Linked DNA regions of Mus musculus: region 1 is linked to region 2. Evidence: chromatin loops called from intact Hi-C (ENCODE). Cell type or tissue: gastrocnemius. All regions are shown on one strand. Each heading gives the region's core, and the rest is flanking DNA. Links, peaks and the distances in the headings are about the cores only.

The links. A loop is a pair of places that touch in the nucleus more often than their neighbours do. Peaks named below come from ENCODE experiments on the same cell type or tissue, not always from the same donor. Only the 100,000 strongest peaks of a DNase experiment are listed, where the experiment ranks them.
Region 1: a loop joins it to region 2, with 2.1 times the contacts of the local background. A loop is called at or near these places in 2 of 42 quality-filtered maps.

Annotation. Positions count from the first base shown.
Region 1 is chr9:52,163,710-52,176,453 of GRCm38, forward strand. It overlaps a transcript of Zc3h12c not described here. Among named protein-coding and RNA genes, the nearest start is that of Zc3h12c, 21 kb to the left of the region's middle. In gastrocnemius, for the core only: CTCF peaks have their summits at 5,153 and 6,727; DNase peaks (open chromatin) are centred at 2,185, 4,584, 4,808, 5,152 and 1 more place; H3K4me3 peaks cover 3,176 bases; H3K27ac peaks cover 2,478 bases.
Region 2 is chr9:52,094,944-52,107,687 of GRCm38, forward strand. No RefSeq gene overlaps it. Among named protein-coding and RNA genes, the nearest start is that of Mir6244, 14 kb to the right of the region's middle. In gastrocnemius, for the core only: a CTCF peak has its summit at 3,880 (motif pointing left); DNase peaks (open chromatin) are centred at 2,676, 3,882, 5,606, 7,270 and 3 more places; H3K27ac peaks cover 415 bases.

The sequences.
Region 1 (12,744 bases), core at 1,968-9,967, 69 kb after region 2:
AGTCTTAATTTTAAAAGATAGGTTGAAGTAGTAAAAAATAATTGATAGCGTTAAGAAAATATCCCCGTTTATTGAGTGAGTCCTTCCTGTGGTCTTGGACAGACTAAACTCACGACTTCTGTGCTACTCCAGGTACTTGTTTTGTCTTAGCAAAACCAGGAATATTTCATCTATAAAGACCATTTATTGTACATTTCAAGTTGTTTATAGCTGTAGTAGTCATCTTAAAATTATAACTAAACTCCCAGAAAGTAATGCCTAAGATCAACTCAATCAGGCCAAAGAAAATGACACAAATATTTAAAAAGTGTAAGTTACAGTGAGATGGCTTCAATTATATGAGCAAACCATTCAATGTAAGTGTATGAAACAATTAAGATAAATTATGAAGTAAAAGCCAAGATCTGAAACAGAGTAAATCTCAGAAGAGGATAAAAATGAAGCCCACATAATTTTGAATAGGAAATGAGTACAGATGACTAAGAATAAAAACTAATTTTAGCTTCATCCTAAAAGACATAAAGTAATAGATTTAAAGGATTTTTTAAAAATCTAAAAATATAAGCTTGCAAATTTGTAACAATAAAAGCTTGATTTTATAAAAGTTTTACATCTGACAACTTCAAATCCTCGGAAATACAACTAAAAGTCAGGGATTAAACAGAAAGCAAAAGAAAACCTCCTGTTCAATCGAACCAATGATGCTGTTAAGTGTGTCTTAATGCTTTGTATCGTGTGTGTGTGTGTGTGTGTGTGTGTGTGTGTGTGTAGTGCTTGTGAATGTCAGAGGTCACCTGTGATAGCTAGTTTTCTCCCTCCACTCTGTAGGTTCTTGATTTTAGACATCAGGCTTGGAAGCAAGCACCTTTGCATACTGAGCAGTCTTATCAGCCCTCATTTATTATTTTGTCCCAGTAAAAGCAAGGCTACAAAGTAGATAGTGTTTGATGGTTTGATGGGTAGCAACAGAAATGAAGTTAAGCTTCTTACTAAGGTTGAGACCAGAACTGACAGGGCTAGGGCAGGCTGATGTCAGAGGCCGCATATGACCTTCCCATACAACACATACCTTCATTCTTCAACCTATGTATCTTAACCAGATGTGCCCAAACTTCTGACACAGTAACACATAACATTACTTGCAGAGCTTGAAAACGACAAAGTGGAATTACCAAAACCAATGAACAAAACCCTTTATGTTTGAAGCAAGCCTACAGTGCTGTGCTGGGCTCCATCCTTAGGGTCCTGACTTGTGTTGGACAGACCCACCCAGCCACTGACTTTTTAGGTACAAGGTTGCCTTGCTACCGTCTAGTTTCACAATGCAGAGCTGATGTCATCTGTAAATTAGAGAAAGTGAGTGACAGTGTCACTAAGGAGTAGCTAAACCCTGTCACTGACGTGAGTCAACATAAAAGCTCCTGGCATTTACCACACCTCGCACAAACGCCACTCTGCAGAACTATGTAAGTCTCAGTCACCTGGACCATCAATTTATATGTGCACACTACAGTGCTCACGGGAGGTCACAGGACAACCTGCGAGAGCGGATTCTCTCCTTCCACTTTGTTGGTCCCATCAATCAAATCCAGGTCTTCAGGCTTGGCAGCAACCTTACCAGCCCAACTGTCAAAGATTTTTAAAGTTAATTTTTAATTAAAGCACGATGAAATCAACCTTCTTACTTGTTTGTTTGTTTGTTTGTTGTTTGTTTTTTGAGACAAGATTTCTGGGCGCAGCCCTGGCTGTTCTGGAACTTGCTCTATAGACCAGGCTGGCCTCGAACTCAGAAATGCATCTGCCTCTGCCTCCTCGGTGCTGGGATTAAAGGCGTGCGCCACCACTGGCCAGCCGCTTTCTTATTCTTTGCTTAATGGGTTTACATATCAATTCAACTTGTGGTAAAAACATGTATTCTTTTCTATCACTATGTTTAGAGATACATTCTTAAACCACAGACACAAAACAAATTTTTTACTGAGATATTCAGTAAAAGCATTATGATATTGATATTAGGAATATTCGGTACAGTGCAGGTCAAATTCCAGGCTCTCAATGGTTAAAAACTAAACCTGGAATCTTCCTTCAAGAAATGTTAATTATTCACTCATTTGTTACTTTTCTTCCTAATACAAACAATACCACATGACTGCCACATGCCACAGACACTGGCCCACCCACTCTGGTTTCCAGCCAAGAGTCCTAGGACATGGCTCTCCCTCTGTGCTATCTACTTGAACCTAATTTTGAAGCCTTAGATGAAATCTGAAGTTTTTACTTCTTCGCTTACAGTGCTTAAGAGATTTCCATTCAGCATTATGGTCTATCTGTTAGTAAGAAGTCCTCCAGAGGTTAGGGCTCTTACGCTATACCTAAATTATTATTTACCAATGAAACAGGAGTATACCAACTTTAAATGAGCAACAACTGGCAGATCAGTTTATAATTGTACATTCTAACATTAAAAATATTTCTAAAACAATTCAGCCAACATCTTTTTTTCTTTAAAAACTTCAAATCAAAATGCAAAAGAATTACAACTCTTCTACACGTAGAAAGCAAATCACCAAGCATATACTGACAGCAACACTTTTAGATATCGGCAGTAGTTAAATGCAAGAACCATGGAACTCGTCTAGAGTAACAAGGTAATTCAATTTTGGACTAGAAAAAAACGTTTTAAAGATAATTTTATATTAACCACTTGGGGTCCAATTTGGCAGTTGTAACTGATTAAGATGTCTCCAGAGAGGCCCCAAATATAAAACAGGATATTTTTGTTGTGATCATTTTAAAAGGTGGTAAAAGGAAGTGAGTAATAAAAGCCCCCCACCACCACCCCCAGCACGCAAACATTCCAAGTTTCTATTTTCCATTGCACCAAAATAGTTCCATTAGACTTTCATGGTTAAATAGAAGTTAAAAAAAATATTGATCTCTTTGTTGTTAATCACCTGATTATGGGATCCAAGTCAGTGCTCAGAACCCTGGCTGCAGTAGGTCCCCAATTCAAGCCCACATAGCAAAGAGAAAAGAAAATGCTCATTTGTTTATAATGTTTCCTCTTTTGTTTTGGAGACAAGGGTGCAACCATTATAGCCCTGACTAACCTAGAACTTGCAATAGACACCAAGCTGGCCTGGAATTCAAGAGATCTGCCTGCTTCTGCCTCCCAAATGTTGGGATAAAGGCATGTTTACTCTTCTTAATGGTCATATACTAGAAGAATTGCAACTTACTATGAAAGTAAAAGCAACTCTTCAAGAAAAATATTCAAATATTTCAAGTCATAAATTCAGATTCAATCAAACAGGTTATTTTTGACATCTTTATGGTGCCATCAAGTGAATAGATTTACATTGCTGATGTGCAAGAACAGAAGGAAATGTCTGAAAAATGCATGGGCTTGGGCTTGGGCTTGGGCCATCTATTCAGAAGTCAGAGACTACCAAGATTTAAGAAACTGTAAGTAAAATCAATTGCTTATACATGTGAGAGACTACATAAACTTAGGTTATGCCCTTGTACCCATGACTTTGTTTGATACATCCTCTTCTCCAGCCCTGGCTGGCCTCACACTTAGGATCCCGTTGCACTAGCCCAGGGCTGGGATCACAGGCATGTGTCCCACTGCTTCTAGCTGTAGTCTTTTTAAATGGGTCTTGGAAAGTCAAAAAAAAAAAAAAAAAAGTGAGGTACGTCTGTCTCCTGGTTTCTGTTTATATTTGAAGTAGAGACGAAAATCTCAATAAGGCAATGAGTGAAGAACTGTACAACTTTCTCAGATTTCTAAATATACAACGCTTAGGCCCAATTATCTCTTCATCTATTCTAAGGCGGTTAAAAAAAAAAATCTGAATCAATAAGCGTCTGATGGAGCTGGAGATACTCCAAGACAGTCCTGCAACCAATAGGAGAACTTTCCCTAAATGTGGATTACGGCTTCATCTCTTTATCACAAAACTGAGAACACAAACCCCCAGTGTTAACGGATACCCAAAGCAGCAGGAGACCCGGAGTAATCAGTGCTTGGAAGCAACCGCTGTTTGTAAGGATTTTCAGGGACAATAAAGGATGATAAAACAGTGTAGGGAGGAAAAGCGGGATTCATTTCTCCAAGTTAAGTAACACCTTGTAGCTCACAGGGAGTTAAAAATGAGCCCAGCTGAAATGGGCGCGGGCTTTGGGCAGGAGGGTGAGGACGGGGATCAGGCGAAGGGTGAAAGGTTGGTTTCCCTAGGACTCGCCAGAGGACGGGCGGAGAGATGGCTAATGAAAGCGAATGGCTGGGGCTGGATAGAGATGCCGGGTGATGCCTCACCCCACGAGCGCGCGAGGGTCCGAGCGGCAGGATCACAGCCGTGGGTCCGTTTCCCTCGGCGGCGCCCGGGCCCGCCTCCATGTTCGCTGGCCCTGGCCCTCGGGCGGGCTGGAGCTACTGGACCGGCGTTCTAGGCCTCCGGGCCCGGCCTCCCCTCGTCGAATTCCCCACGGGGGCTGGCGCCGCCCGCGGGCAGGATGCGCTCGGCTTTCCCGCTCAGTGTTCGGGGCGGCGGGCGCTGCGCCACTCGACCTCGGGGGTCGGAGCCGCCTGGGCCTGGAGTTCCCTGAGCGTGGCCGCTCTGGCTCCGGCTCCGGCGGATCCTGAGCTCCGCTCTCGGGCGCGGCCTCCCCTGCCCCGCGGGCCTCCCGCGCCTCTCGCTCGGGAGCACACCGCACTGAGGGCGGCGAGGAAAGACTAGCGCGGCCATCCCGACCCTCCTCACACCCCGCGGGCCTCCGTGCCACCCACCTGCAATGTCTTCTCCGCAGCCATCACGGCATGCTCTGGAAGCCGGGCCGGCCCCGGGCCCCCTCCGCCAGGCGGCCGCCTCTCGCCTTAGCGCCGGGCCGCCGCGGCCGCCGCTAGGGCTCGGGCCGAGCGGGACGCTCCCCCATGCCGCCGCCTCGCCCGCACGCCCGGCGGACTGCACGCCAGGGCCGCGGCTCTCAGGCGCCCCGGGGCTCCGCCGCCCGCCGCCGCGCTCCTCGCTCTCTGCCTTGCTCGCCCGCTTACCCGCCCGCCCGCCCCAAGCCGCTGCAGCCACTGCGTACCGCGTTCCTCCCCTCCGCTCTCTTGACTTCCTTCGCTGCCACTGGAGCGGAGCTTGGCAAACCAGCACCTGCTGCTGGAGAACGCCGAGAACTGAAACAGGAAACCCTAAGCCAGGGGGGGAAACCCGGGAGGCTTGGGGAGGGGTGAGGGGAGCTGCTGGGACCTGTCGGGCTCTACCCGAGCCTCCTCCCTGCCCGTGCATTCCCCTCCCGGCCCAACCCTAGGTAGGGTCCCTAGTCCTCTCCCCAGCAAGAACTCTGGTCCCACCCTTGACCCTGACGGCGCCTCTTGTGCTGGCCACAACATCTCCACCTTGCACCAGCCCAGATCATGCCCGGGGCAGCCAAAGAAATCCAAGTGTTGCTTTCTAGGGGCATGTTACTTGTTTGTTGACTTATCATTAATACCTTGAAATGGGGGGTGGGGGCAAACAAAACACCACACCCTGCGTAATAAAGACCACTAAAGGAATTTAAACAAATGAAGCTGTAGGGGATTCACCCTTTGGGAAGGGCTTCCTTCAGCTAGGAAACCGGCTTTGCTGGAAATGGCAATCAACGTCGGAATTGAGGTTAAACCCGAGATGAACACAGATCACTTTAGGTTGGGTGCAGGCAGCCCTGTGCACAGAGGTGAACACCTGTGAATAGCCCTGAGCGCTGAGCGTTCCCGTTTCAGAGAAGTGAACAACACCTAGAGCAATCTAGGTCAACTTCTCAGAAACGCTCCCACCTCTTACTCACCTGCTTATGGAAATGTTAAATCAAAGCCTTACTTCTTGCCCTTGCAGGCTGCATCTAATTCTGAAACAGGAGGAACACTATGCCATCCATCATCAGTAGTTTACTTATCTCATGAAATCGTCACCATAGCCAGGTGAGCAAACTATTAGGATCCAGTTTATCGTCAGACTAGCGAAGTTCTCAAAGTTTATACAACTTAGGTTAGAGGAAAGATCCCTATGTGTTTGTCTCAGGGCTGGCCTAAGACGCCTTTGGCTACACGTTTCACCTTTATTAGAATTGTTTCTTGCTTTTCTGAATTGTTTTCAATAGGACGTAGATCATTTAAGCCTGGATCCCTGGCTACTCAATGTTCTAGTATTCATGATGCTTATTGAAGCTCAAACTGTATAGTTTAAGGTTTCTTTCGTTTTACAAAACCGAAACCCGCCTTCATAGCTCCGTGGAGCAGCACATCTATCCCCGTTACATCTGTTTTGCACTTTAAGTATTGAGGAGGTCCCAGCTGAACGCATCCTTCACATGATGCCCATGGACACTCTGAGCCTAAGAAAGCAGAGTGTCTTACTTAGCCTATTCTCTACTTTTGGCAGACTAATTTGGGGGCCTGTTCAATAAAGATTGCAGACAGGAGGTTGGCGTCTGTGGGCCACAGTTTTAGTATCACTTTGGAGACCCCAGGAAGACTAGCAATCTGCTCTCTGCAGCAGGTCAGATTTTTTTTGGCAAGAAGGATAGAATAGAATACTCTGGGAAAGCTGCCCCTGTACACTCCGCCAAACCTACAGATCTCTGGAGCAGGACTAAGAGAGTGGCAGGGACTTAGAAAGAATTTGGCTGGCAGACAACAGTAAGTAGCAGCCTTCTGACATGACTTTAGTGACACCAGGAGGTTTCTCCATTCTTAATGCAGTGCCGGGACAGCCTTCTTATTCTGCAGTTGACTCAGCCAAATCCCAATGAATGTGGATTAAGCATAGCTGAAGATCAGGGGCACTGTGTTATGTACTTTGGAGATAAGATGAATATCAGCTGTAAAAGCTACTAGTTATTGGATGATTATAAAATTCCAAATACTATTCTTTTCATGAGTTTTCTTGTTTAATGCCCCCAAAACCCGTGTAGAGGAGAACCTGCCATAACCCCCCCTCCCTTTGCAGAGAGAACCAACACCAGAACTACAGGCAGCAGATAACCAAGAGCAGACAACCAAGAGCGCAGGATCTACACTTTAGGCAGTTTGACTCGAGAATTAGGAGCTGTTTAAGAATATGATGTAATAATCGCCCAATATTCACATTGCTGTTTAGCTGGGGAGATAAGAACACCCAAAGAAAACCCTGAGCAAAGGGTTTGCAAAGGGAAATCTGAGGCAGATTGTGACGGGTGAATAGTATTCTGATGAGTTGTAGATAACCAAGATCGTGTCCAAGGACAGCATTGATGAACAGCCAGGGCGATCTGGGGAACAGAGATTCAAAGAAAAAGGCTAGAGAGGAAAAGAAGAGCAGAATCATAGATTGTGTGAAAACAGAAAGGGGGAAGAGGGAGGCATGGAAGAGAGAAAGGAGAGAGGTAAAGATGGCTATTTGGCTCTGGGTAGCCCACTAACCAGTGGAGAATCTGTGACAGGTTTTAGAAGGTCATCTAGAAAACCTCATATTGTAGGTAGACAAGACTACACTCACTGGATGGTCAGAAGGGAATGCGAAGCAAATGCTGAGGCTCACATGGTAGAACAAACCTGAACTAGTGATATGAATGGCAAGGTAAGAGAGGAGAGGAAGAGACTCGTTAATTGTTAAGTGTAAACCTCAGAGGCCTCCTGGATATCTGGGTATACACTCAGTGGGGTGGGGTAAGAGTGGGAGAGTGGGAGTGTGCCGTCACGTGAGTGTAGTGTGAAACCTGAAGGAAAGGCAAAGGGTGGGAGGGACGGAACGACTTCTAAAATCCAGAATTATTCTGTTTTAAATGTGCAGAGTGTCACAGTGTTATCTGTGGGAGATAGTTTAGTATATAGATTTATCTGCTAATGAAAGAAAAAGATGGAAACTTAACATGGTCTCCATTATACAGCAACCAGGTAAGGCTGTTCATTTGCTTGTAAAACAGTGTTGAAAGAAAATTTCTAATAAAAATAAAATGCTTCTATGGCTCTAAGTTAAATAGGCTGTCTGAGACCCCATTTACATCATCCTCTTACCCCAAGCTGTACTTCCTGGTAAGGAGAGAGGCATATACAGGAAGATTTTCACAGGTATAGAGGAAGTTCTAATATTGCAATGAAACATAATTTAATCTGAACCTGTCCTTTCGGTGAGGTAGGAGGTCAAACCCTACTTGTCTAGCAGTAAACTTTCCCTGGGCATCCGGCAAGTCGGGCCCCTTCTTGCTATCAGTTTTGGGGAGTGAATCTATATTTTAGTTATGAGTTCAAGTCTGGACCTGGAATTGCAGGATGGAATTGAAATAGAAGATCTCTTCAGAAAGAACGGATAGGAAGGATGGTTGTGAGAGACACTCTCCTTCCTAAAGTATGCTTTCAGATAGACTAGCACACTCCTAGATTGGAGCTTGAGTCATAAAAGATACAATTTTGGATGCCTGTCCCACCCCACTGTGGCTTGCCTTCATCAAGAATTTCCATTGGTCCCTCTACCTTACATAACAAGGCCAGAGGCTTCAAACAGTTTCAGGGTAAAAACTGTCACGTACTCTGGCAACTACTTGTACTCAGAGGTCTCCTAGTAGTGTCCGTGGGACTTTCCTTATGGATCATTTATGGACCTGAAACTACACTTGGAGTTGCAAGAGTTGCCTCTCGCGTCATGCCTCTACCATTCCTGTCAAAATTCTTACCTTAGCTGAACGGAGATCAGTAGTTCCTCCAGTGTGCCTTCCTCTTCAGCTCTTGAGGAAGGAAACAATCCTTTCCTCTAGCTGACGTGATGGGCTTCGTTCGCAGCTTCTATATCCTTTCGGAAATTCTGCAATTCCAACAACCTATAAATAAAACCTAGCTTCATTCACCCTCATTACTCCACGAAAACTATGTACTAAGTACATGTCCTGTGTAAGACACACAGGGGTATACAGTATGTTCTTGGCCAGTGAGTCTCGGGGGGTGTGGCTACAGCTGCCTGTTAATGCTGCATTCTTAGGGAAGGAAACTAGAAGACATGAGATAACGTGCTGCTGACCAATCCCGGGACTTCATTTTTCTGATGGGTGACCACAAGATTCCATAGCAGCTGTTTGACTCGTTTCTCCAGCATTTGAGGGAAGCCATCAAGGAAAACCACCAAGGATCCACAGGAGCAAAGTTTTCTGTACGCCATAGCCAGAGCCATAGCCATGTGCTAGCTTTCTGAGCCTGGAATGGCAGCACCGTTTTTACCATGTCTGGCAAACACAGGGGATCTGAGAGCAATGGAAGTATCTCTGTTCTCTCCCGGAGAACAGGATTACAGTCCCACTGCAGTGTACACTGCTCAGAACTTTGAGAGGTTTTTCTCTCCAGGTGGGGATTTCAGGGGAATGGAAATGTCTTTCGCACCTCTGCAGTCACCTGCTCTCTGAGAAGGAAACCAGCACTTAGAATTGTAAATATGCAAAATCAAGCTAGCTGAAAACAGTTAGCCTCAAGGGGTCATATTGAAAGATCATTAACTGGTATTATTTGAAAATATAAAAACAAAACAAATAAACAAAAATTAAATAGAGATGGCTTAAATACATGCTGATGGAAGGCTATTTATATTGACATACTCTTCTCATTCATTGATTCTATATGCAGCTGTTAAAGAATAGAGTTGCTTTATGTCTACAAAATAAACCTCAAAATACATTGCTTACTGAAAAGGGAAGGTAGAGAGTGCTTAGCTTTTGTGTGGGGGGAAAAAATCTATGGTTACATAAGCATATGATAGCTCTGATGAACACACAACAGACTGGAGACACTGGTTAGTATGGGCAGAAGGTCTAAAGAACTGGAAGGAAAGGGTAGACGAGAGATTTTGTTGTTCTGTGTACTTAGTTTTTGAACTTTAAGTTGTATGTATAAATTCACCATTCAATAGCTGGGCGTGGTGGCGCACACCTTTAATCCCAGCACTCATTATGTTAAGCAAAACAAGCCAGACTTAGAAAGGCAAACATCACATTTTTCTCTTGTATGCTGAAACAAGTTTGAGATGGGAGAGGAGGGGAAGAGGGAGAAGGGGAGGTAGGGAGGGAGAGACAGAGATTCAAGAAGAAGGAGAACTATTTGGGGAGGCAGAGGCAGGCGGATTTCTGAGTTCAAGGCCAGCCTGGTCTACAAAGTGAGTTCCAGGACAGCCAGGACTATACAGAGAAACCCTGTCTCGAAAAAACAAACAAACAAACAAAAACAAAAAACAAAAAACAAAAAACAAAAAACAAAAAAAAATTCACCATTCAAAAACACTATTTAAAAGGCAATTTTTATCGATAATGTATCTTTTGGTTGGTACATTTCTACTGAATTCCATAAATAGTCAGGTATTTTTAAAGTAATAGAAATAATTCCAACTTTACACATGGTTGGTGGGAATGCAAATTAGAATAGCCACAATGGAAATCAAGGTTCCTCAAAAAGCTAAAAATAGAACTACTAAATGACAAAGCTATTTCACCACCCAAAGAAATGAAATCAGCACACTATAGAAATACTGATGTACCTGCAGAATTAGCGTAGGTGCCAATCAATAGGTGATATGGATAAAAAAATGCTGTATACACAATGGAGTATTAATTCACTCACAGTGAAGACCAAAATCGTGTTATTTGTAGAGAATCAGTTGAACATGAGATCATTATGTTAAGCAAAACAAGCCAGACTTAGAAAGACAAACATCACATTTTTCTCTGGTATGCTGAGATGGGGGAGGAGGGGAAGAGGGAGAGGGGGAGGTAGGGAGGGGGAGACAGAGATTCAAGAAGGAGAACTATTTGGGGGGAAGAAGAAGACTGGTGGGAACAAGCAAGGCCTTAACAAGAGAGGAAATTGGTAAGATCAAAGCACATTCTATGCCTGTATGAACATACCATAATGAATCCACTTAGTCGGTACAATTAATAGATATTAATCAAAAAGAAAGACACTGTTCTCAGTGACAAGGATGAGGAAGTGAAGGAAGCCCTGTGAGTTGCACGTGTGGAGTCTGGGGCTTCCCAGCAAGGGAAAGATTTCCATTTCCATGATCATGTGGAAGGGGAGATCCCAAGATTGCTTAAAGATTCCCAGACAGAATTAATGGATTAGTCACAGTGCTTACAACTTAGTTGCTAAAACTCTAACCTCAGAGTCTATGAGGTTTTTTTTTTTTTTTTTTTTTTTAGAAAGGAACTACTTTAATTAAGGGAAACATTTGGGGGGTGCTCTCATAGACAGAGACTGGAAGGAGTGCTTCTAGATAAGCCGCATGGCAGGTCAGATAGCGGTACAAGCAGACTGAACACGGTGTGGTTTTTCATAATGCTCATCACCTAGAATTCTATTTGCCTATGCTAGTGTCTTTCTGTATTACAATGTAAGTCCCACTGCTCTGTCTTTCTCCCAAAGGTCTTCAATTCTTTTGTCGTACTAGGAATGTGACAATCGAGTTAGAGAGTTGGACACCCCAACATTCCAACCTGTGGCTATTTATTTCTCTTTGATCTGTTAGAAGGTAGCGAAGACACGCCCATAGGAACTAGGACTCAGGATTGTAGCCTTTAAAAGAGAGGTCAAAGTAAAAAATTCAAATCCCAAAGTGAATGGGAAATCAGAAAACTCATCAGATGTGGGGAAATGAGAGGAGGAGTTGACTACTGAAATATCTGGGGCAGTACAGGCAGAATAAGAAAGAGGAAGAGGAGGGCAAGGAGGAGGAAGAAAAAGAAGAAGAGGTGTGTGTGTGTGTGTGTGTGTGTGTGTGTAGGGGTAGAAAATGAAAAGGATGCCAATCAGCCAGCAAACAAATGAAAAGAAACTGTCTTATAAACAAACAACCAAGTGTGCAGCAAGAAATGAGAAGTCAGCCTTGTAGTAAGGCTGCAACGTCAGGAAGTGCAGGATTATCAGTGGAACATACTGGCTGCTGAGTCACTGTGGGACCGGAGACTTCTGCAGTAGTGGGGGTGGATCCAGTCACCCTGACTTAGGGTCTAGGTTGGCTTCAGAATCTAGGAGAGTGGGAAGATGAGTAAGCTTAGGGCTAATGTCAGACAGTTATGAGGGAAACAATCTAGATGGCTCTGAGCGCCCACTTTCAACCTTTGCGTAGAAGTCAGTGGGAAATTTACACAGTCGGTTATTTCTGTCTGAACACTGATATTCCAGAAGCTACCTGGCAAAAAGAGTCTAGAAACTAGCAACAGTGATCTATATCTGTAAACCCAGCACTCAGGAAACTGAGACCGCAGGATTGCAGGTTCAAGGCCAGCCTGGGCTGCTAATTGAGATATTGTCTCAAAAGGTAAAACTATCTAGGAATCAGAGGTGAGGACTCCAGGCAGGCAGAAGAAGCTACTCAGCCTAGCGAGCAAGTGCCACAGACCTAGGATGGAAAGGACTAGTGTTAAAGAGCGGAACATGTTGGAGGCATCTTGTGGATTTAATAGTTGTTTGTCAATCCCAGGTCAGGGATCAGGTGCAGGTGACCCCAGAAGACCTTTGTATGACACAGCTTGTGAGCTCTCAGAGTTAAAGGTACAGGTGGAGCCATTCGTCTACTTCTGTGTCTCTGGGCCATGATTTTGGTCTCCTTATCTGAACCAATATTGGTGGTTTCCTGGAAAGCTTCTTTGGCTCTTCAGTCATGAGACAACTTCTTCTAGCTTTTGAGTTTTATACACAGAACCTTGAAAGTTTACAAAGAAAGCCTAGGTCTCCTGAGCTAT
Region 2 (12,744 bases), core at 2,098-10,097:
GAAGGTAGGTGAGTTAATCTACTCAGTACTGCGAAGTTTGTCCAAAGACAATCGACATGGCAGAGTCTGGATTTGAACTTTTGTTTGTGCTGAAGTGGGAACTCTATTTGTCCAGATCTGTGTATCTTCTGCTCTATATTAAAGTGACAGGATATGCTTGAATGCTCCTGGAGGCCTATCTTGTCTGCATATACCCGAGTGAATATCCGCTAGAGGCCAGGCTGAATATTGAACCCTCAGTTCAAATGTAACAGTGGTGATGAACTGAAAATTAACACCATCAGTGGGTGACTAGGCTCCTGCTGCTGCTTCAAGGTGAGGTGAATAAGGCTTCAGTTCAAACTGAGATAGGTGATTGGCCCTGGCACGGGGAGACGGTGCATCATTTCATTGCCTGTTAAAATGCCCCAACTCAAAAAGAAACATATTCACCCGAGGGTTGCCTTAATTTAGGAGAAGAGCTATTAGCAACGAATGGCTGTTGGGAGCAGGAGAATCATTCTCTTCCAAGGACAAGCCCTCTGATAGGTTATTCTGCCAAATGGTTGGCTGAGACCCACACATAGAAGCCACACTAAATGTACTCAGCAAATTGTGTGTATGTACATAAATGTGTACATGTGTAGCAGTAATTAAAGAAGAGGTCATGGATTTGAGAGAGTGGGCAGGACACGGGAGAGGGATGGGAGTGATGTAAATACAGTCCTTCTCTTTGAAATTCTTTTTAAAGTGAAGTCTAGAGAATTTGGGAATGAAGAGGAAGATTAAAAAACAGGCTCCTGTAGATTCCTACCAGCTGTTGAGTAAAATGTTTCAGGGTTCAGCAGGAAGTGGGGCATGGGGACTACATTCAGGCAGGAGAAAATGCAAGAGGTTGAGATTGAGGTTGAGATTGGAGGGAACAGACCAGGGAGGAAGGAAGCCAGAGGAGTGAAGTCAGGATGGAGGAAGGAAGCCTGGGGTCGGGGTGAGGCACAGCCTGAGGACTGAGGTCAGCAGTGACTTGAGCAGGACCGTAGTTCCCTGGAGCTGTGCAGTGGAGCTGTGTGTAACAGGAATATTAAATTAACTCTCAGAACTGAGTGTGATTATGAAAAGTCAGTTCTCTGTGCCTTATTCGGATGTTTGAAAAGAAAAAAATAAACCCATTTTACAGATGTTCTGTGTCTCCAAGTAAACATAGATCTAATTTAACCTTTATGTTTCTGTTAAACTATAGCATTTTTACTTGGGATTGAAATGAAAAACTCCACTATTAAGAGGGAATCACTAGAGATGCCATTTAGATTTGTAGGTGTGGTTATCAAATCAGAGCAAGGATTGGCAAACGACCTTTTGTTTGAGACAAGGGCTCACTGTGTAGCCTAGGCTGGTCTTGAACTCCGAGCACTCTGCCTTGCTTTCCCGAGTGCTGGGATCGCAGATGTGAGCTACCACACCTGACCTGGCAAATGATTTACGTAAAGGCCGGAAACTCCACTCTTGCCTTCAGGAGCTAGTTAATTTCTGTCACGTGTGTGGCCAGTAGCAAGCCTGGGTTTTAGCATGGCTTCATTTATATTAACATTTCATGTATTTTTTCATTGTTAGGGAGGCTTTAGATTTGCAAGCAACAGTGGGGGAAAAGCTTAGATCACTGTTAGAACCAAAACTGGTGGGAAGGTAGATTAGATAGAGTCACTCCACAGGCTGGTTCGCTAGAATCCAGAGCTACGAAGATGGCTCCCACCTCTTAACCGACTTGAGAATTGGAGGTTGGAAGAGCTCCTTAATTTTGAGGCTAATTTTACATAAAACAAATTTACATAATACATTCTTGGCTAGCCTAGGCTAACGGAGACCCTGCACTTAAAGGCAACGAGACCACAGGTGGTGTGTGGTGTGGATTTCTCAGCTGTCAGGGCTGTTGCTAGGGTCTCGGTGGAGGTTTACTTGGTTGTAATAAAGAGCACGCCCTGCCCTTTGAAGACCTTTGGCATCGACCTAACCAACCTGCCTTCTGAGGGTCGGTCACTGCCAGACATCGGCCTTTACTGAGTAATCCTATTCTTCTCCCGAATCTCCCTGCCCTGATCCGATTGTAGCAGACTCCAGTCCGCTGGTGAGACTTACCCCTGAGCTTTCTGTTTGGCTTATTAAAGTTTTTATTTCCAGCACCATTTAAGTTGGTCTCTCTTCAGTAATTCTCTTCTTGTTTCCTATTTTCATATCCTGGATTAACTTCCAGGTCCCCTCCCCTCTTTCTCCTTCCCTCCCCACCTCCCCCTTCCTTCCTCCCTCCTTCCCTCTTGATGTATGTTCATGTCTTGAGTAACTTGAACACAGCAATAGTCATTCTTTTGAATTCTTTGTATGGTAGTTCTTCCGGGTCATTTTTGTTAGGTGTCATTATTATGGGATCAGAGACTTGGTTGGGAGGCACATCGTCCTGTATTTTCTTATCTTTGCTTCTACACTGCACACCTGGGCCAGTCTGCTGGCAGTTTTCCTCTGCTGTTTCTTTCAGGGGAGGTGATTTCCAATGTCCTGGAGAGGACTAAGTCAGAGTAGGGTTGAAAGCTCCCCTCCCCTCTGGCTGGTGCAGGGTGTCCTGGAGTGACCTGGGCAGCCTTTAAGGAGGGAGGGAGGGGCCTCTTCTCATGCAGGAGCCCTGCATGCTGGGCTCCAGGAGAAAATCCCTGGAAGCTGCAGGTGGGCTTGGGGGAGGAGGCCATGGCTGGCAGCTGCTGTGTGTGGTGTGTCGCTGGCAGTGTGGATGGAGATGGACCCAGGCAGGGGTGCCAGGTCCTTTGCTTGCCACAGGAGGCTTCTGGTTGTCATTGCTGTTTCCTCTTCAGATCTCACTATGATGCTCTAGTAATCAATATGGCGTCATTGGTCAGTACCATCCTGCTTTAACAGGTCTGCATCCCTGACATACGTAGCTTACTTCTCAAGTTTCTTCTCTTCATCCCGATGAGAAATCCCCAGTGGATCCAGCTCCTTGTGTAGATCTTGGAATTATTTTTGTTTGAATGGTTAAAAAGGTTTTGAGGAGAAATGTTTGAATAGATTAGTCTGGGAAGAAATTACATTGGTCCAGTTTTAAAGGCTCCCAGAAACAATGACATCATCTCAATGTATTGGCGTCTTTCCTCATGTGGTTAGGTAAAGTTGCTTAAGTTGTTACAGTGACATATGTCTTTTTTGTTAGGTTTATTATTAATAGTCTTATCTCACAGTCTTTTAAGGGTTGTAACTGAAAGTATTCTGGCTACGGTGGAGGAATGAAACTAGTTTGTGTCCGCTGGCCTTGAGAGCAGTCCCTGCATTCCTGTTGTTTTTAAAAATAATTTGCAAATTCTTTGGGGCATCCTAAATTTTCTGCAATAATGACAGTTTTCAGTCTTTCTTCCCAACACTCATCATTTCCATTCTATGGCTGATTGGATGGCTTTTCCAATTCAGTGCTGACTGCTGTTGGTTTCTATTTCCCTTGAGATCAAGGTTTCTAGCATTATAACACGCTGTGTTCTAGGGTTGGGGACTTGACCCTTTACCAGATTAATGAAAATTCCTTTTATAGGCATATTCATGTTTTTGCTAAGAGGTTTGTCTACAAAAGAGGATTTCAAACCCATCTCATTGTAATTCGTGTGTCTATTGAGATCACTGTCCCAAGAATTTTTGGTTAATCTTCTAAACTAGATGAACATATATCTAATGTGAATGCAAATTTATGTGTTTGAAATAACTCGCTATAATATATGTCCTAGCTCTGGCCAGTGCTCCACAAGTCCCGAGCCACCTGCACTGTGACTCTCCTGCCAGTCTGGTCAGTATGTCCCTCCCTCTTCTCCCCTTCAGAGGAGCGGGTCTTCAATGGGAGTGCGATATAATAGCGCCACCTGCTGGTCAGCTTGGGGATTTCTGCCCTCTTGCTCCAGGCTTCCTTTATTAGCTCTGTCTTCTCCAAGTCTCACCCCTTTCTCTTCACTCCCCGCCCTCCTTTATCTAAACGTTAACATGCACATTAAATCACTCCTTAATCCCTTTGCTTTCCTTCTCCTTTTGCTCCTTCACCCATCTAAGCCTCCTTCAACACTGGTTAATGATGGAGACTGTAGGACTGCCAACCAAAGGAAAAAGTACAACCAACCACATATTTGAAGGGGCATTTGGTACCACTGAGAGTGCCAGCTCTGCTCAGCTAACAGCTGACATCCTCCAAGTGCTTGAAGTCCCTTTAAGATGTCCTCACGTTTCTATTGCTAATCATTTTCTAATTAATCCTGCTCAGTTTAACAAGCTCAAGTAATAAAGACAATTATTAAGCTGTTAGTAACTCTCATTATTTCTATCCTTTTATTACCAGATTTGACAAATTTGGAGTTTCTTCTGTATTTTACTGTAAGGGCTCCGTTTTCATTATGGGTTCAATGACTTGGCTGCAGAACCTCCATCCACTGTAGTTTATAGGGTGATAGCCCCAACAGGTGCCTTTTTGTACACAACCCACTTAGGAGACAGAGACTTCTCTTTCTAATTGCTTAGCTCATCAGTGCAGAAAATGCCACAGAGCACTAGCAGGGGAGCTGGCTGGGGAGTAGGTGTGGCCAGCACAGTAGTTTCTTGGTTGGGTTAACCCTCGCCTTGTTTTTGGTCTGTATCTGAGAATAAGGAATTCGCTTCGGCCAGCACTGGGCTCCGTAGCCAGTGCCAGTGCAGCTGTGAGGACATCTTGTTGCTTCTCTTCACACGCCAGCCTACTATGAAACAGTGATAGTACACTGAGAAGTCTTGCTCATTCAGAGACAGCAACTCGTGTTTCTAAGTAGGCACCACAAAAATCTTTTAGATCCATTAGACTGGTTGTTCCCTCAAGGCCATGAACAGTTCCTAGATCATGGGACATATTGTAAAATAATATAGAAAATCTGGGCTGGAGATGTAGCTCACTTGTTAAGAGTGTTTGGCTAGCTTGCAGGAAGCCCTGGGTTCCATCACCAGCATCACATGGAACCAGGTGGTGGCACACATCCATAGATCCAGCACCTATGAGGTGGATCTTGAAGAACAGAAGTTCAAGGTCACCCTTAACTACACAGTAAGGCAAGGATGCCCACTGTTGAAAGTTCTGATGTGTATGGCTTTAGAGCCATGATGGTTGTAAAACCAATCAGCCTGTGCATGGTTGCTGCGGTTCTTAGAGAACCCTCTAGCACCTGCCTCAGCTGTTCTTACTTCCACGGTCGACTAGGAGAGTTTCAAAGGTGAACTTTAAGAAGAGATAGAAAGGGTATCAGGTTAGCAGCTGAGTCCCGCCAAGCCCCACCCCCAAACCCCCTAGCTTTGAAACCTCTGAGCATGCTGCCCTCGCCCCACCTCGCTTACCCATGTGCCCCTCTGCACTCCAATTTCCTAACCTCTTGATGTCTCTTTCAAAAGGTGGGGACCCAAACTGTATGCACTGTTCCAGATGCGTTCTTGCCAAAGCAGCATAAAGCAGATGTAACGGGATGGCACCTCCCTCCTCATGAGGTAAGCAAAGCTGGCAGCTGCTGCTGGCATGATCCCATGCTCCCAGGAGACATGCACAGATCCTGGAGGGGGGGGACCCCTAGAACCGATGTCTGCTCACCTGCTGACCAGAGCCTTTAGTTGCGGTCAAGCTGAAGGAGCTGAGCCAGCCCGTGCTATAGCGTCCCGTCCTGCGTCATCTTGACCTTCTTGATAGTCCGCGTCCGCCAGGCTCTTCACCAGTCAAGGACACCATCCTCCGATAAATCACTCCGCTGTCAGCTCGAGTTTATGAAAGTGAGATTTTTATCCGTGACTATGGTCAAGTGATTATTGTAAGTGCTATTTTAGCTAGGATGGTCTCTTGTTGTATTTTGGAAGACTCTCTGGATTCGTGAGAAAGGGGTATTAAGAGTGCTCCCTCGCACGGGACACTTCCGATTTCCCAGGGTAAGAAAGTCATCCAGCTGTGTTGTACATGCGTGCTGAGTGAGAAGGTCAAAGAACTGGTTCATAAGCTTTATTAATAAAGTTATTGTGTGCCTCCCTCAGTCTGGCTGTATTTAAAAATCACTTTAACGTGCTCACCATGATGACAGATGGTTAGAAAATTCCTTAGTTCTAAATGAAACCGCAGCACTTCAGTTCCTCTTAGAGACTGAAGGGTGCGGGTTGAGGTCTCCCAAATGTTCTGGGAGAGTTTTCAAAACATTTCCCCACCTGGTTATACATGGACATACATGCAGCGATGCTTGAAGACATGGCGTAGGCTCCGTCATGGCAGCGTGTCCTTTACAGTTCTGTCATGTGAAGGAACGGGTATTACCTCCACTTACGAGGGGAGGACGTTTAGAAATGACTTCTTTAGCCTCGAGTTTTAGATTCTATGAAGTGAGGTGCAAGTCACACTAGACTCCCAGACACTTCCTTTTTTAATTAATTAATTAATTTTTATTAGATATTTTCTTTATATACATTTCAAATGCTATCTCAAAAGTCCCCCATACCCTCCCCCCCCCTCATACCCACCCGTTCCCACTTCTTGGCCCTGGCATTCCCCTGTACTGGGGCATATAAAGTTTGCAAGACCAAGGGGCCTCTCTTCCCTGTGATGGCCATCCCAGACCCTTCTTGACGCCACTGAAACTGTCATAGTTGGAAAGTTAACTTGAAGGCTGCAGGACCCCCATCTGCGTCTGCTTTCACTCATTCAGAAATGGGTGTGGCCTACCGTTAATTCATAGAATTTGGCTGTTCTTATTCCTGCTATTTGAACAAAAATCTCTGCTGGAAACACATCCTTAGCATTCATGGATTGCTACAGACACCATTCTCTGCAACTTTTTTTTCCAGTACAGAAATTCATTTACCCTATTTTGTTTGATTGGTAAAAACCCCAGATTAGAATAGGCTGGCTGCCCTGCTACTGTCTCAGTGACTTTCACCTGCTGAGAATGTGCCCTTCAAGGTGATGCCTTTGAGGGAGGCTGTCACCAAGCTATTGTTGTCAAAAGAAGAGAAAAGGTGTCTGTGTGACTCACCAGAGCCACCAGGCTCAAGTGACAGGTTTTGAATTATCCAGAGATGAATTCATGAAGGGACCGAGGGAGCTGGCAGTTGCCGCCTTTCAGGCTGAAATGTCATATAGTTGGAAGGGCTGCGGCCTCCGCAGTCTGTTGTTAGTGGAACAGGACTCAGTTGTCCCTTTAGCCTCGGCTCTTCCATCTTTAGGGCTTCCCTCCAAAACTGGCATCCAGCCTGCCTGTGGGATTCTGTTGGCAAGAATTTACAGGTGACATCCATAGCCACAAAACAGAAACCAGCTGGCTGCTTTGCTGAGTGATGGAGCCCCCTACAGTCTCAGGACCAGATTATAGCCATGTGACTGATGGGGCTGCTGGCTCAGTGCGTCAGTGTGGATCACACAGCTTCTCGTTCTCAACATTCAGGCCTTAGGTTCTCTGCACAAGGTCTCTCTGGGTGGGGTCCTTGAAGTAGGAAGTGACCTGAGGTGTGTGCCGCACGGAGCTAGTGTCAGCAGATGTGCCCACTCCTCGGGTTCTCCTCCCTACCCTCTCCTTCATAGCAGAAATGCCTGTGACTGTGACTTCACTTCCATCACGTGATTCTGGGGCCAGAATGTCCCCAAGCCTGTGGTTGATTTCTTTTGAGGCCCTGAACAGTTCCAGCCCAGCTGAGGCCCAGCTGAGTCAGAGAGCAGCCTGTGCCCCCTGGCCTCTTCTCAGCTGCGTTCCACCCCCCTGCACAGCCCCTGAACATTTCCAGAGTGCTAAACAAGAACTCTCAAGGCCGTGCCCTTGGCAACCCGTCCTGGTACTATTTAAGTTGAAGTTTCTTCTTTCTCCCTGACTGTCCTGTCCTCTTTCTGTGCAGGTCCCAGGTGGCTGACCCACGGTGGGCTTTAGACTAAGATGGACTGAGACAGCCCTGAGTCTTGAACACACACACACTCTGCTATCTTCATCAACCAGGGCGCTTGCTGATGCTTCTTCCCTCGCCTGTTTGTTATGGGTTTCGCTCTTCCTGCTCCTGCCTTCCTGTACTTCTTCACTGCCTTTCCTAGAGTCAGACCTCAGGAGATGGACCGGGACTTGGGATGTCTGCAGCCCTGTAGTCCTGAGTCAACATCTGCTAAGCTTGGCTTTGAGATACCACTTTCTCGAACATGCTGGCAGGCATAAGCCTCTGGAAAGCCCCTGGGCTGCCCCTCCCCCAACACCTTTTTCTGCATGATTAATTAGCTCATAAGATGGACTATATGGGAAGAATTTTCAAGACTTTACAACTTTCTTTTTTTAAAAAAATGTATGCGACTTAGAGAACAAACTTGGTGGCGTGAACCCCCTTCCATGTGTATTCCTGTGGAATCTGCAGAAATCGATGTGACATACGGCTCCCATCTGGGCTGTTTGTATAATTGTATATACATATAGCAATAAATATATTCTAATGTCATCTGGAGCCTGGGTTTGCAGTTCTCTCTGCACCCCGTGGCAGGCAGTGGCTATAACCCTCGCTAACAGGTCCTCTCGACCACTAGGACCTCCTTGCTTTGTCTCAGTTTCTTGTCTTCTCCAGTTGCACTAAGTGTTATTAAGATGACGCAGGTCAGGGTTTGGAGAAGGGTGAGGAGGGCTCAGGGCAGAGCTGGGATGTGAGGCGGCATTAGTAATTCATGCAGTGGCACCCGGCCTGGCTGAGGGAGGTTTGAATGTACGAGGACTGAAGCATTGGGTGACAGTTTGCAATGTGACTCAGCAGTCTGACATTAGGGTGACTGTTCAGGTAGCTGAGTCACATTGCAAACTGTCACCTTAGGAAAGTGTTGTGCCTGCAAAGAATGTGTCAGGTACTTGCCAGGCACAGAGGTAAACTTTAAAGAGTTTTCATAAAAATACATACAAGCTCTGTCACAATAGATGTTTTTTTCATTGATCAGAGAGGTTTTCAGGGTATGAGAGCTATACAGAGGGCACATGATCAGACAGCCCTTTATCAACAGCACTGTTTATCTACTATCGAGGAGTGTTTATTCACACTGTCCTCTCTTGCACTTAAAGACCTTTGATATCAGCATTTTTTATAACTTAAAAGATAATCATGTGCTTTGCTGTAGTGGTGATAGCTTATCGAATTTCTCAGTAGGCCTCTCCTTGGCCACACACAGAAATTGGCAAACAACTAGATTGGAACATACTGTGGTGAGGGAGGGTTTGGGAGTACTGGGAAGGCCACTTTTTGTGTATATAAATAAATAAATAAATAAATAAGGACCAGAAGCCCGTCGGACTCATTAGGCTGTGAGCTACTGACCACGGCCATGCTGTATCAACGCCACTCTTAATTCCATTTCTTAGCAGACCCTCCAGAGACTCCAGTCTTCTGCTCAAGAGAGAGCCTGCCAGCCACAACCAATGCTGCTTTTCTGGACAGATCCTTCCTGGCTGGGGCTAGTGACTGACACAGGCAGAAGCCACTGGAAACGATATGCTGCGGTAGGGGATGGGTAGTGCTTTGGGAGACTGCCTGGAAGCAGAGGCTGAGGAGGCTTAACGATTTCCTCAGCAGGTGAGAAGCCTGGAGCTGCAGTGTGTGATCTGCTGTAAATTAGTGGGGATCGGGGCTTGAACCTTGAAGCAGTTGCTCCAGCCAGGGACCTTACTCTTCTGCTGTAGACTAGGGTGTTTGAAATGAAGGAATGAACCATATACCTCCATTTCTACACCTAATTTCTGTTTGTAATATGTCTTGGAAAAGGGAAAGAAGTCACCGGCTTTTACTATTAAACAGAAGGTGACTGGACAGCACAGATAGGCCACCGAGGCAGGAGGATTAAGAGTGTTGTGTTCAGTGCTCACCAAGCCCAGCACCCTACACAGAGGCATAACACAGCAGGCCCTCTGCCCACGCTGCTTTTATGACTCTTCTCATATCACTGGACAGATGGACTGGAAGTTGATGGCTCAGAACCCCAAAGCCCACAGTGTTGCCATGGGAGAGAGAGAAGACAACATCTTCCAGGTGCCAACATCCTCACATGCTCCCTGAAGGAACACATGGCTAGGGAGGTTTCCCTCCTCCCCAGAGAACCCGTACATAAGATGAGCACTCTGGCCCTGGCTCAAGATGCATTCTGCATTCCTTCCCGGGAAGATGCAGGCGTTGACTGCAGAGTTTGTGGACAACACTGTTTCTCATGTTTTCTTTTGGGGGAGCTGGCTGTCTGCAGAAAGTCTAGTTTCCCCCACTTGGAGGGGGGGGGTCTGCCTTTTTGGAATTCAGTGGTAGACAGGAGGTTGAGCTACCCCAGCTAGATCTGCATTCTCCAGCAAGGAGCTTCTGCCAGGTGCACTGTAATTCTCACCCCCACCTATGCAATCTCCTGCTTCGTTGCTCTTGTCCTGTGTCTCTCATTTAATGTACATCTGACTCACCTGGAAGGTTTGCTAAGAAACTTGCTGGAATCCTTTCTCGGACTTTGTGGTAGAGCAGACAGACCACAGCCCTGCCTCAAGCATCTCCATTGCTATCACATTCCTGGGTGAGACCAAGGCTCCTTCCCTAGGAACCACACTCGAGACCTAGAAGCACTTGTTTGGAGGGACGAGTTGTATTTATTGTTCTCCTCAGACATTGCAAGAACCAAATGTTCTCCAGGCTGAGTCAGCAGGGTGGCATTTGCTAAACAGGGGCCAGTGAACATTCCTTGGCCAGCATGAGTAATTCTTACAAATCAATATCCTCTTCTGGCCTTGGCTTTGGCCTTGGGGACAAACAAGTGGTTCTGCATTACACTCACTTCAGACTGGGCAGAACACAAGATGAATGGATGCCGGCTGCACGTCTACCCGTAAATGGTGATTTAAGGACAGAATCCCATTTTCTCTCAATAAAGCCATAGACAGAGAGAGCCCAGTGCACAGATAAACAAGCGCATAGCCAGGCTTTTTAGCGAGGGTAGGAGTGAGTTGTATGATCCAGCTTTTCACTGAATTATAAGTCAAACATCCACAGATCAGGGGACAGCATGACACTTCCTCACCATGGGAATGCATCTGACGGATCAGCTGGAGAGGGGACACTGACAGAGGCACTTCCCAGACCCTGAGCTGTCCCTGAAATGGGTCTCATCCCCATAGAGTTCACCTACTTGAGTTCATACAACGAGTTAATCTGCATATACTCTTCATTGCCTGACTTCACTCCACCAACACAAGAATTCCTTCAAATGCCTTTCGCCCCTTTGGCTTTTGTGACAACCGTATCAAGTGTTTCTCCAGCCTTTACCAACCACCAAGGCTGCTAGATGCCAAGCCAGTGAAGCCTTCTAATGTCCCAGCCCAGCATGGCTTCCTAGCCAAGCCTCTGTAGGAATCCTCCATTTTCTCGTCTTCCTGCAGTCTGGTCCACCCCAGTGGAGATGTCTTCCTTACCACCCTTCCCATTTGTATTACACAAAGGCTCCATATGTTGCCTTCAATAGTCTACCTATAGCCTCAGATATCCTCCTTCTTGGGTGCGCTGAGGGTCATGAGTTTCCATTGAGACTGAACATGGAGACTATCTGGTGAGGTCCTGTGCTGGTTAGTTTTGTCAACTTGACACAAGATAATCACCTGAGAGGGAGAAGCCTCAACTGAGAAAATCCCCCCTCATAAGATCTGGCTGTAGTTAAGTCTTTAGGGCATTTTCTTAATTAGTGATTGATGTGGGAGGACCTACCCCATTGTGAGTGCTGTCACTCTAGGGCTCTAAGCTCTGGGTTCTATTAAGTAGGCTGAGAAAGCCATGTGGAGCAAGCCAGTAAGCAGCACCCCTCCATGGCCTCTGCATCAGCTCCTGCCTCCTGCCTAGTTTGAGTTCCTGCCCTGACTTCCTTCAGTGATGGTTCATGTTGTGAAAGTGTAAGCCAAATAAACCCTTTTCCTCCACAACTTGCTCCTGGTGTTTCATCACAGCAATAGAAACTCTAAGAGGGCAGTAGTCTGTCTCTTGTATTAGACTATAGGATATGGGTACTTGAGGAAGTTTGACGTATGAATCTGATCATCCAAAAATCCTGGCTATGTGGTCCTGCTGAGGGCTGGGGTGCCCATCGTACCACCAGTGAAGAGACAGAAGGGGATTTGGCTGCGTGAGGAAGGATGGAGTGCAGGCTCACTTCCTAAGTCTTCTGGTCCTAGGGTAACTGAAACAACCCTCTAAGGATGGTGCCCTGTGCATGAAGTCCTACCCTTTAAAGGTCACATTACCTTCAGATTGTTGGGGACTAAGGTTTTATCACCAGAAACTCACCATAACCAAACCACAACATGAGCATCTGACTGTCCTGATATCTCGACTTAGCTCTTGAGGGCCAGGGGCTAGCCTACCTGCATCCCTGTAGTGGACGTGCCTGTGTTCATACCTCTAGTAACATGGGCACCAGGGGACATATCTTGATCAAGACTGTTAAGATCCTTGGTTGTTAGGATTGGGTGGAACTGACATGCAGGAACAAAACCAGGAGTGCCACAAACCATTGCCCGGTGTGTAAGGGACTTTAAATAGCCTTAAATATCCACTCATGGCTGTCAGCTATTCCTTCCCTTCACCAGTCTGTGGCCTCTGTACATGGGTGTGCCATTGCTTTAGAGAGCTTGAAATGGCAGGGCTGGACAGTAGGCTATGGCCTACATGCCTGGCTTCTTCAAAGGGGCCAAGTGACTAACGGGACTAAGGCAC